Regions from separate parts of the Homo sapiens genome. Here region 1 is linked to region 2. Evidence: chromatin loops called from intact Hi-C (ENCODE). Cell type or tissue: Calu3. All regions are shown on one strand.

Region 1 (5,000 bases), 360 kb after region 2:
AAAAGAGAGAGAAAACTAAAAAAGAAAAAATAGTGTTGCGCTTGTTAGTAAAACCAATCTTAAGGCCAGTTACTAAAAAGTAAACTCCTACAATTTTGAATAGCTATTTGCTAATACAGTGATTTGCTGCCTTCTTGGGGTTAGTTTAGCCTGTCCATTCCTTATTTAACTTGCTCCCTTCCTTCCCTTTTAATAAAGTCCTGCCTAAGCTCCAGGCTCTATTTTCCACCTCTCCCCTAAGATTTAGGATTGTTCCGTTTTAAGTCAGTGGCCATATGTCTTCCTGTTCTCCTAGTGTAACTCTTACCTTACCCAGCAGCAGGCCCTCTGTTTAGGGCAGCCTATAATATTGCTTTTATGATTAATCTTCCCTTATCCACAAACTTAACTGTGGAGAAACAGGAGAAAGTGTGTGCCTAGAAGCTGGATTCAGGGACCCATGGTTACCCACTTCTACTTATGATTCCGTCATTACTGTTGTTTTAGGAAAATAAACAGATCTTGATTCTTTCATAAAAGTCGATTCTTCAACAAGCAAATGGGAAAATCGGCAGGCCCAGATATGTGTGTATAGCAGCTACTGGTTGGAAATTTGGACACAAAAGTCTTTATCTACCCAGCCTGTGAGCCACAAATCTGGACTGAGTATAAAAAAGAATAAAACTAAATACCACATGTTCTCACTTATAAGTGGGAACTAAACATTGAGTATGCATGTACATATAGATGGGAACAATAGACACTGGGGAACATGAGAAGGGAGGGAGAGAAAAAAGGGTTGAAAAACTACCAATTGTGTGCTATGCTCACTACCTGGATGATGGATTTGTTTGTACTCCAGCCTTAACATTCCACAATATCTTTTTAACAAACTTGCACTTTACCCCCAAATGTAAAATAAAAGTTGAAAAAAATATAAAAGAATAAAAGGTGGTTGGCTCTGTCATACAAAGATACTGAGGCTTATCTTAAAAATAGGCTCTGACCCCTCAGGATAAAAATCAGGCTTCTCCGTGCAGGTTTAGTTGACATGATTAGATGACTCTCCCAGAGTTGTGCCTTAGTGGTTGTCATATACATTGTTATAGACATCCTTGAAAAAACAAGACAAGACAGGAAAACTGAAGCTTTGAAATCCTTCCTGTATTTTCTAAACATCTGTCATTGGATTGCTTGCATTCCTCCAACTGATAGATTCCAGAAACTCACATAGTTGCAAATAAGAACATGAGTAGTAAATATCCCCCCAAATTATTTCAGAACTCAGCCATTATAAATTGATTTTATATTCATATAGTTATCTTTTTATTGATCTGTAATCCAAATTTAGCAAAGAATTAAAGATGAATCATAAATGAACACTTGAAAAAAGGTTCAATGTTGGCATTTTATAAAAATAGGTTAATAATTTCTTATTCCTTATCAAAAAACTGGATAAATAGAAATTTTAATCTTCATAAAAATGTAAATTCCAATGCAGATCAAGTGTTTGGTTGTTTGGTTTGTTGAAAGCTTGACTTTGTTTGCTTCATTTAGACAGACTATAAGATGCAAAACTTTAGCCCTAGAAACAAAATTAGGCATTAGAATCACGAGAATGGGATTTTGAAATGCCCCTGTGAGTTTACAGATGTTTCTAAAGTTCTGTGTTTAATATTTTGAATAAAATATGTGGCCATGCTCAGGATCTAGGAAGTTAGCAGTAGCCTCTTTCTTTTTCAGATACTGTGTTGACCAGTGGTCATGCCACTGCCTGTTGATTTGTTGAAAATATTGTTTACACGGTAAGTTTATCTCTGTTTACTGAGTCATTCTTAAGCAGCTCATGTGTGGCTTGTACTTCTCTAAACCCTTTATATAAGACCTTCCTTGTTATCATTCCTTATTTTAAATCTTCAAAATGTATTTGATAGATCCTTTAAAGGCCTGAATGGTTATGAAGTGCTTACATTATTGTTTTTGAAGGTTATACAAAGTCAGAGTTTCTTGACAGGTGATTAGCAGATTTCCCCATTCTTCAAATGACCATTTCACATCTACCTGCAAAGGAGAACAACACTCAGAAAGATGGTGTCTCCCAAATCATCCAAGCTAACAGAAAGTCTTTCTCTACTATTTATGAGAAGGTCCATCACTAGATTGAGAGCTCTTCTGGAAGTGAATCTGCCTGTATGTTCCCTAAAAACAACCCCTAGAGAGTTAGCTGCTGAGATGGCTGTATTTTCAAACTTGAGCTGCCTTGGAGAAAGCAGATCTGGAGTGGAGACATGGGATTTCTCATGGAAAGTGAAAATAACTCACTCAGAATAATGTTTTTTCAAACTCTTCTGTCTTTCCACAGTATGTTCTTGTTACTGATTGTCAGAAAGCTGGTTTTGAGACTGCAGCTTGGACTAAAGTAAGTTTTGTCTAGAATTGTTTCTCTATTCAGTATAGACATTTTCATGCTATGATTTATTTCTAAGCCTAGGGGAAACAATAAACAACATCTGGCTATCTTATTTCAAATTTGTTATGTAAAAATTGTGGATTGATCTTTATTGGAGCAAATTTGCAATCCAAATTCTCTTGGTGATTTATTTGCTTGGCACCTAATACACCTCTAAGCTAACAACAGTCATCTCATTTCAAATGTAAAGCCTCATTGTAAAAACAAAAAGCATATACATACACAAATATATAGAAAATAAAGACTAAAAAAATTTAATTTCCATAATTTTATCATCAAGAGACAGCCACTACTAATGCTTTGCTGGGGATCCTTCCAGACATTGTTCTATGTCTGTGTGTGTGTGTATTTTTAAATAAGATGATGCAGAACACAAGGCTTTGTTATTAAAAAAAATTAGACACAATTTCTATGCCTTAAAATCTAATTCAACAAAATTATTGTTTATGATTAAAGATTAAGTTTTATAGATGTTCCATCATTTATTTCAGCAGTCTCTTATTTTAGACATTTTCGTTATTTTCAGCATTTAAAGATTATATCTAAATCTTTATGTTTGTTTCTCATGAAGTGTCATGACCTGCCTGATATTTAAATGCTCTGCTAAAAAAAAAAAAAAATGAGTATGAGGTGGTAAGTCAATGTGGAATAGGTAATCTCCTAAGATAGCAGTCCCCAACTTTTTTGGCACCAGAGACTGGTTTCATGGAAGACAGTTATTCTATGGACAAGGGGACTTCCATGAGTCTCCTAGGAGCTGGTTTCAGGATGATTCAAGAACATTACGTTTATTATGCACTTTATTTCTCTTATATATTACATTGTAATGTATAAGAAAATAATTATACAACTCACCATAATACAGAATCAGTGGGAGTCCTGAGCTTGTTTTCCTGCAACTAGATAGCCCCATCTAGGGGTGATGGGAGACAGTGAGAGATCATCAGGCATTAAATTTTCAGAAGGAACACGCAACCTAGGTCCTTCGCATGCGCAGTTCTCAATAGGGTTCGTGCTCCTATGAGAATCTAATGCCACTGCTGATCTGACAGGAGGCAGAGCTTCAGGTGGGAATGCCAGTGATAGGGAATGGCTGTAAATACAGAGGTAGCTTTGCTTGCTCACCTGTTGCGCACCTCCTGCTGTGCAGCCTGGTTCCTAACAGGCCATGGTCTGGTACCAGTCCATGGCCTGTGTCGTGGGTTGGGGCCCACTGCCCTAAGAGACAGTGGCAATTAATCCAGGTTAAATGTGATGATGTCTTAATTAGCCTGGGATGTTAGAGGAGGAGGCAGTGAGAAGTGGTCAGAGCCTGGATTTATTTTATCTTTTTAAAAGCTAACAGAACTTGCATATGGATTAGATTGTGAGTTGTGGAAGAAAGAAAGAAGTCAAGGATCATCATATTAAGAGGACAAAGGAGGAAAAATGAACAACTCAGTAGATGCTTAAAGAAACATTGTTAAGAGGCAATATCCATTTCAGATTTTTTTTAAAAACAGTTTTTGCAAATTGAACAGAACAATTGAAGTCCCAAAATGATCAATAAAAACATATTATTGATTTTGTCCATTCAGCCACTCTCTCACCAGATTAATGAATCCTTGTTGTATACAGCCTTAGGTTGGAGCAAACCCTTGCCATGAACTGAGAGGGGCCTGCTGTCACTATGGGATAAATCTTAGAGAAAGGCCAGCCATGACAGCAAAAGTGTGTTCATCTTCAGAGTACTTTGGGGACACTCATTACTTGAAGTCATTGTTAAAAATTCTGAGACAAGGAAATTAGGAAGATTGACCTCCCCAGTAAGCTATGAGCCATGAGAATCTTTCCATAAGAAGAGGTAGCTAGGATGCAGGGATTCTGTAGTGGGTGGAGTTCGGGTGAATCTGCCATGCCAGCCAAGAAGCCCTGTCTGAGTGACTGTTTTCCTCTGCAGTTCAGTCATCTGGCTGTCTGGGGAAGCATGCTGACCAGTCTGGTGTTCTTTGGCATCTACTCAGCCATCTGGTCCACCATTCTCATTGCCCCAAATATGAGAGGACAGGTAAGTATGCCAGATTGGAAGTTTGCCTTCTGTGTCTTGTGATAACAATGTTTCTCCATGTGTAGGCAAGCAGGCTCTCTGTGTTTTACAACTGTATTGAGGTTTGATAGACGCTGGTGCTACCTCTTTCTGTCAGGATCTATCAGGAGGTAAACCAAATTAAAGCACCTGGAAGATGTCATCCAATCCACAGAAATGGCATTTCAAATTTAAAGTATTATAAAAAGTCAACCTAAATCCCCTTACTTACCTGGCATGTCCACATTTTCATAATAAATTATGTGTTAATTGCACATAGTACTGATATGTGCAGTTTATGGCCCTTTGGAAACTGGAGCTATTTTGAGTTGCTCATAATCCAGTGATTATACTGGTTACAGTTTTGATGTTGTACTCTGATTAGTAGTTATCCTCTGCTGAGTCATCTGTGGAAGTTAAATCTAACAGCTCTATGAACCAGCATCTCTCATTGTTCCGTCTCTTTGAACTAGAAAGACTGAGATT
Region 2 (5,000 bases):
GTGCTTCCTTCAGGAGCTCTTTTAGGGCAGGCCTGTTAGTGACAGAATCTCTCAGCATTGGCTTGTCTGTAAAGTATTTTATTTCTCCTTCACTTATGAAGCTTAGCTTTCCTGGATGTGAAATTCTGGATTGAAAATTCTTTTCTTTAAAAATGTTGAATATTGGCCCCCACTCTCTTCTGGCTTGTAGAGTTTCTGCCGAGACATCAACTGTTAGTCTGATGGGCTTCCCTTTGTGGGCAACCTGACCTTTCTCTCTGGCTTCCCTTAACATTTTTTCCTTCATTTCAACTTTGGTGAATCTGACAATTATGTGTCTTGGAGTTGCTCTTCTCGAGGAGTATCTTTGTGGCATTCTCTGTATTTCCTGAATGTGAATGTTGGCCTGCCTTGCTAGATTGGGGAAGTTCTCCTGGATAATATCCTGCAGAGTGTTTTCCAACTTGGTTCCATTCTCCCCGTCACTTTCAGGTACACCAATCAGATGTAGATTTGGTCTGTTCACATAGTCCCATATTTCTTGGAGGCTTTGTTCTTTTTATTCTTTTTTCTCTAATCTTCTCTTCATTCTTCATTTCATTCATTTCGTCTTCCATCGCTGATACCCTTTCTTCCAGTTGATCACATCGGTTACTGAGGCTTGTGCGTTCGTCAGGTATTTCTTGTGCCATGGTTTTCAGCTCCATCAGATCCTTTAAGGACTTCTCTGCATTGATTATTCTAGTTTTCCATTCGTCTAATTTTTTTTCAAAGATTTTAACTTCTTTGCCGTTGGTTCGAACTTCCTCCTTTAGCTCGGAGTAGTCTGATCTTCTGAAGCCTTCCTCTCTCAACTCGTCAAAGTCATTCTCCGTCCAGCTTTGTTCCATTGCTGGTGAGGAGCTGCGTTCCTTTGGAGGAGGAGAGGCGCTCTGATTTTTAGAGTTTCTGGTTTTTCTGCTCTGTTTTTTCCCCATCTTTGTGGTTTTATCTACTTTTGGTCTTTGATGATGGTGATGTACAGATGGGGTTTTGGTGTGGATGTCCTTTCTGTTTGTTAGTTTTTCTTCTAACAGTCAGGACCCTCAACTGCAGGTCTGTTAGAGTTTACTGGAGGTCCATTCCAGACACTGTTTGCCTGGGTATCAGCAGCGGTGGCTGCAGAACAGCAGATATTGGTGAACCGCAAATGCTGCTGCCTGATCGTTCCTCTGGAAGTTTTGTCTCAGAGGGGTACCCAGCCGTGTGAGGTTTCAGTCTGCCCATACTGGGGGGTTCCTACCAGTTAGGCTACTCGGGGGTCAGGGACCCACTTGAGGAGGCAGTCTGCCCGTCCTCAGATCTCAAGCTGCATGTTGGGACAACCACTTCTCTCTTCAAATCTGTCAGACAGGGACATTTAAGTCTGCAGAGGTTATTGCTGTCTTTTGTTTGTCTGTGCCCTGCCCCCAGAGGTGGAGCCTACAGAGGCAGGCAGGCCTCCTTGAGCTGTGGTGGGTTCCACCCACTTCGAGCTTCTGGGTCACTTTTTTTACCTACTCAAGCCTGAGCAATGGTGGGCGCCCCTCCCCCAGCCTTGCTGCCGCCTTGCTGTTTGATCTCAGACTGCTGTGCTAGCAATGAGCAAGGCTCCGTGGGCGTAGGACCCTCCGAGTCATGTGCGGGATATAATATCCTGGTGTGCCGTTTGTGAAGCCCGTTGGAAAAGCGCAGTATTAGGGTGGGAGTGACCTAATTTTCCAGGTGCTGTCTGTCACCCCTTTCTTTGACTAGGAAAGGGAATTCCCTGATCCCTCGCACATCCTGGGTGAGGCGATGCCTTGCCCTGCTTCGGCTCATGCATGTTGCGCTGCACCCACTGTCCTGCACCCACTGTCTGGCATTCCCCAGTGAGATGAACCTGGTACCTCAGTTGGAAATGCAGAAATCACTGTCTTCTGTGTCACTCACGCTGCAAGCTGTAGACTGGAGCTGTTCCTATTCAGCCATCTTGGCTCCACTCCTCCTATTTCTAGTTTTTTCTTAGGTGATGCCCTGTATGAGTGAAACACTTCAGACTAGCAGACTGGGCTGCACTGTTTCTGCGGATCAGTGATTTTAAAACACTGAGACCCCACTGAGTGTTGATCCTCTGGTCTCGTGAGAAGATGCAGCTTCATGTTGGATGTCCAGATCAGAGACACTATTTCCCTTGGTGTTTGGGCCAGCTTGCACACACACTTGTGGAGATCAACAAAGAGTGCTGACCAACTGTGTTGGCATGAACGGGAGCATCAAAAACCTACTATACCTGATCAAATTAGGTGTTCTTCCATTCAATTTCTACCTGGTCACTGTCTTCCTGAGCATCAAATAACAGAAGAGATCATCCATTTTTTTGGCTTGTGTAGCCATGCATTATCCAGCCTTGTTTTGACAAGCACAAGCCAGACAAAAAGCTAACAGTGTTCCCAGCCCAAGGCCTGAGGATGGTCAGTAGCATCCCCACTTGAGCAAGTTCACTTGAATCCAGCACAATGAACTGCCTCAACCACAAGCTGGGCCCTAGTTTTGGGACATGCATTATTCATCCAGCTGGGAAGGTAGTGCCCAACACTCTACCACTGAACTGTTCTTCCTTGTCAACCACCTACATTGCAGTCCAGGGGTTTTGTTAAGCCAGACCCCTGTTTCCCTGCTGCTCACACTGGTGTGAGGTCTCAGGCACATGGCTCTCCTGCTGCCTTTCATCCAGGTGTTCCTCAGGCTGCCATAAGGAGTGCTGTAGACCCACTAGACTGCCCTAACAGGCTTTCTCAGTCTGCGTCCAGAAAGTCTCAAGGGCGCCCTGCGTGGTCCTCCTCTGGACCTGCTGCCCCTCTGGCCCTGTACCACCGTAACCCCCCACAACTGCACTGCCCCCAGCGCATTCTGAAAAATTCTGAAGAGGAAAGCCTCTTCTTCACCCACCTGATGTGGGACACCATTGGATGCATCCACCTTACATACTCAAAACATGGGCACCTAGCCTCATTGAGAGGTTCTGGAGGTGTGGGCAGCTTTTCTACTAGAGGGAAATGGCTGCTGGGCATGCTCTGGTTAAAGGTCAATGGCCAGGTATTTGCCAACTATAAAATGTCTTATAAAACTGGCAGAAAAAACTCCTGTGGGCTTGTTTGCTCCCTGTGCTGCCACAAGGTGGCAGAAAAGCAGAGTGTCTTCCAGAGAACTTGGAAGTACATCTGGGGTGTGTGTGTGTGTGTGTGTGTGTGTGTGTGTGTGTGTATGTGAGATCCTCCCAGTGAAAGTGCATCTGTGTGTGTGTGTGTGTGTGTATGTATGTGTGTTTATGTGAGATCCTCCAGGGAACGTGGAATCACATCTGCTTTGTGGGGTTATGTGTGATTATGTGAGATTTGGGGATTTTTAAAAATAAATATTTATCTTTATATATATATGGAGAAATACATGTTCATGCATGTAATTACGTGTAGTATCTCTAGTTAGATATAGCTAAGTTGCCTCTCACCTACATGAAGAAACACCATCTTTCACTATAAGACAGCATCACAGAGTTTATGTTTAAACATCTCTATTTTAATTCTTATTTACTTATATGTTTACCATATATTTACATATGGTATATATTTGTTTATATATTTAAAAATATACACATTAATGTGTGTGTGTATCGGTTTCTTTCTAGTTCTATTTTGGCTGGTGCCCTCTATGTGTAAAAAACTCTCTGACTGACAGAGTGAGCCACACTGTTTCTCCAGATCAGCGATTTTAGATTTTAACATCTAAATGTCTCACCCTTTTACCAGCAGTTTGAATATCCAACCCATAATCATCTTCCCAAATCGAATTCTGTATAGACTCTCAAAATATGTCTCTCATTTCCTCATGCCAACTGCATACTTCAGAATTTATTAAACTGCCATAGAAAATAATATTACATTTAATTTAATTTCAAGGACATCTTCTAGCCTGCCTGAAATTAGGCCCCTTTCCCTCTAAGGTATTCCTGCCTGAGAGGTGCACCTTGGGCCTCACGTGTGCTCAACACAAGTTGCTCAGTTTTGCTCCCCTTGCTCTCTGCTCCCTGATGACCCTCCTTCATAGAAATGAAACTCCAGTGTACCCAGAAGTTTTTCTTCTTTACTTGTTCCAATGAAAGGAGGCAAACCATCCCAAAGAACCAAAGGTCAGGTTATAATATTAATAATTATTTTATTGAAAGTCTGACTGTAACAGAAAAGAAGTACAGGGCAGGAAATAAGTTACACCTCAGGCCCAAGCCAGGAAAAAACTTGGCCTGCCTTCCCCATTCGGACTTTCTGCCTCACCCCTGACCTGCTTCCAGTGGCTGGGCCTAGTTTACCAGCTTCTTCTGGAAATGCCTTAGAAATCTCAAGAGCTCAGAGTGAAAGTCAAACTAACTCCTGGCACCAGAAGGAGAAGGTGACTTTTCTTCATTCTAATCTGGAGTCTTCTCTATCAGCTTGTTAGGGCCATCATAATATAATACCACAGACTAGATGGCCAAAACAACAGAAATCTATTTTCTCTCAGTTCTGCAGACTAGAAGTCTGATATCAATGGATTGGTTTCTTTTGAGGTCCCTTAACTTGGTTTCCAGATGGCTTCCTCACTGTGTCCTCACCTGGTCATCATCCCCCATTCTGTCTTCTGTGTCATAATGGCCTCATCTTAAGGGACACCAGTTATATTGCATTAGGGCCCATCCCAATGATGTAATTTTACCTTAATTACCTCTTAAAGGCCCTGTCTTCATATACAGTCACATATATGAGGGGACATAATTCAGCCCGTAACACCTTTCTTCTGAGTGTTCATTTTCTGCTGCAGGATGGTTTTTGTTGGAATGACTGATAGTATTAATAGGAATAGCCATTCCCTTCACAGGTGACCTTATCCCCATGTATAGGAGTATGCTATAGCCCTGTAGTTTCAACTGAAAAAAAACAGCCACATGATAGTCAGAAATAAGTATGTTATCCAAAGCTTCCAGTCTTAAC

What was found. Hi-C counts contacts between places; a loop is a spot of excess contacts. Peaks named below come from ENCODE experiments on the same cell type or tissue, not always from the same donor. Only the 100,000 strongest peaks of a DNase experiment are listed, where the experiment ranks them.
Region 1: a loop joins it to region 2, with 6 times the contacts of the local background. A loop is called at or near these places in 7 of 110 quality-filtered maps.

The regions. Positions count from the first base shown.
Region 1 is chr10:37,260,142-37,265,141 of GRCh38, forward strand. It overlaps a transcript of ANKRD30A not described here and the pseudogene ATP8A2P1. Among named protein-coding and RNA genes, the nearest start is that of LINC00993, 47 kb to the right of the region's middle. In Calu3, no CTCF peak of the experiment used is centred here; no DNase peak of the experiment used is centred here.
Region 2 is chr10:36,897,093-36,902,092 of GRCh38, forward strand. No RefSeq gene overlaps it. Among named protein-coding and RNA genes, the nearest start is that of ANKRD30A, 230 kb to the right of the region's middle. In Calu3, no CTCF peak of the experiment used is centred here; a DNase peak (open chromatin) is centred at 3,119.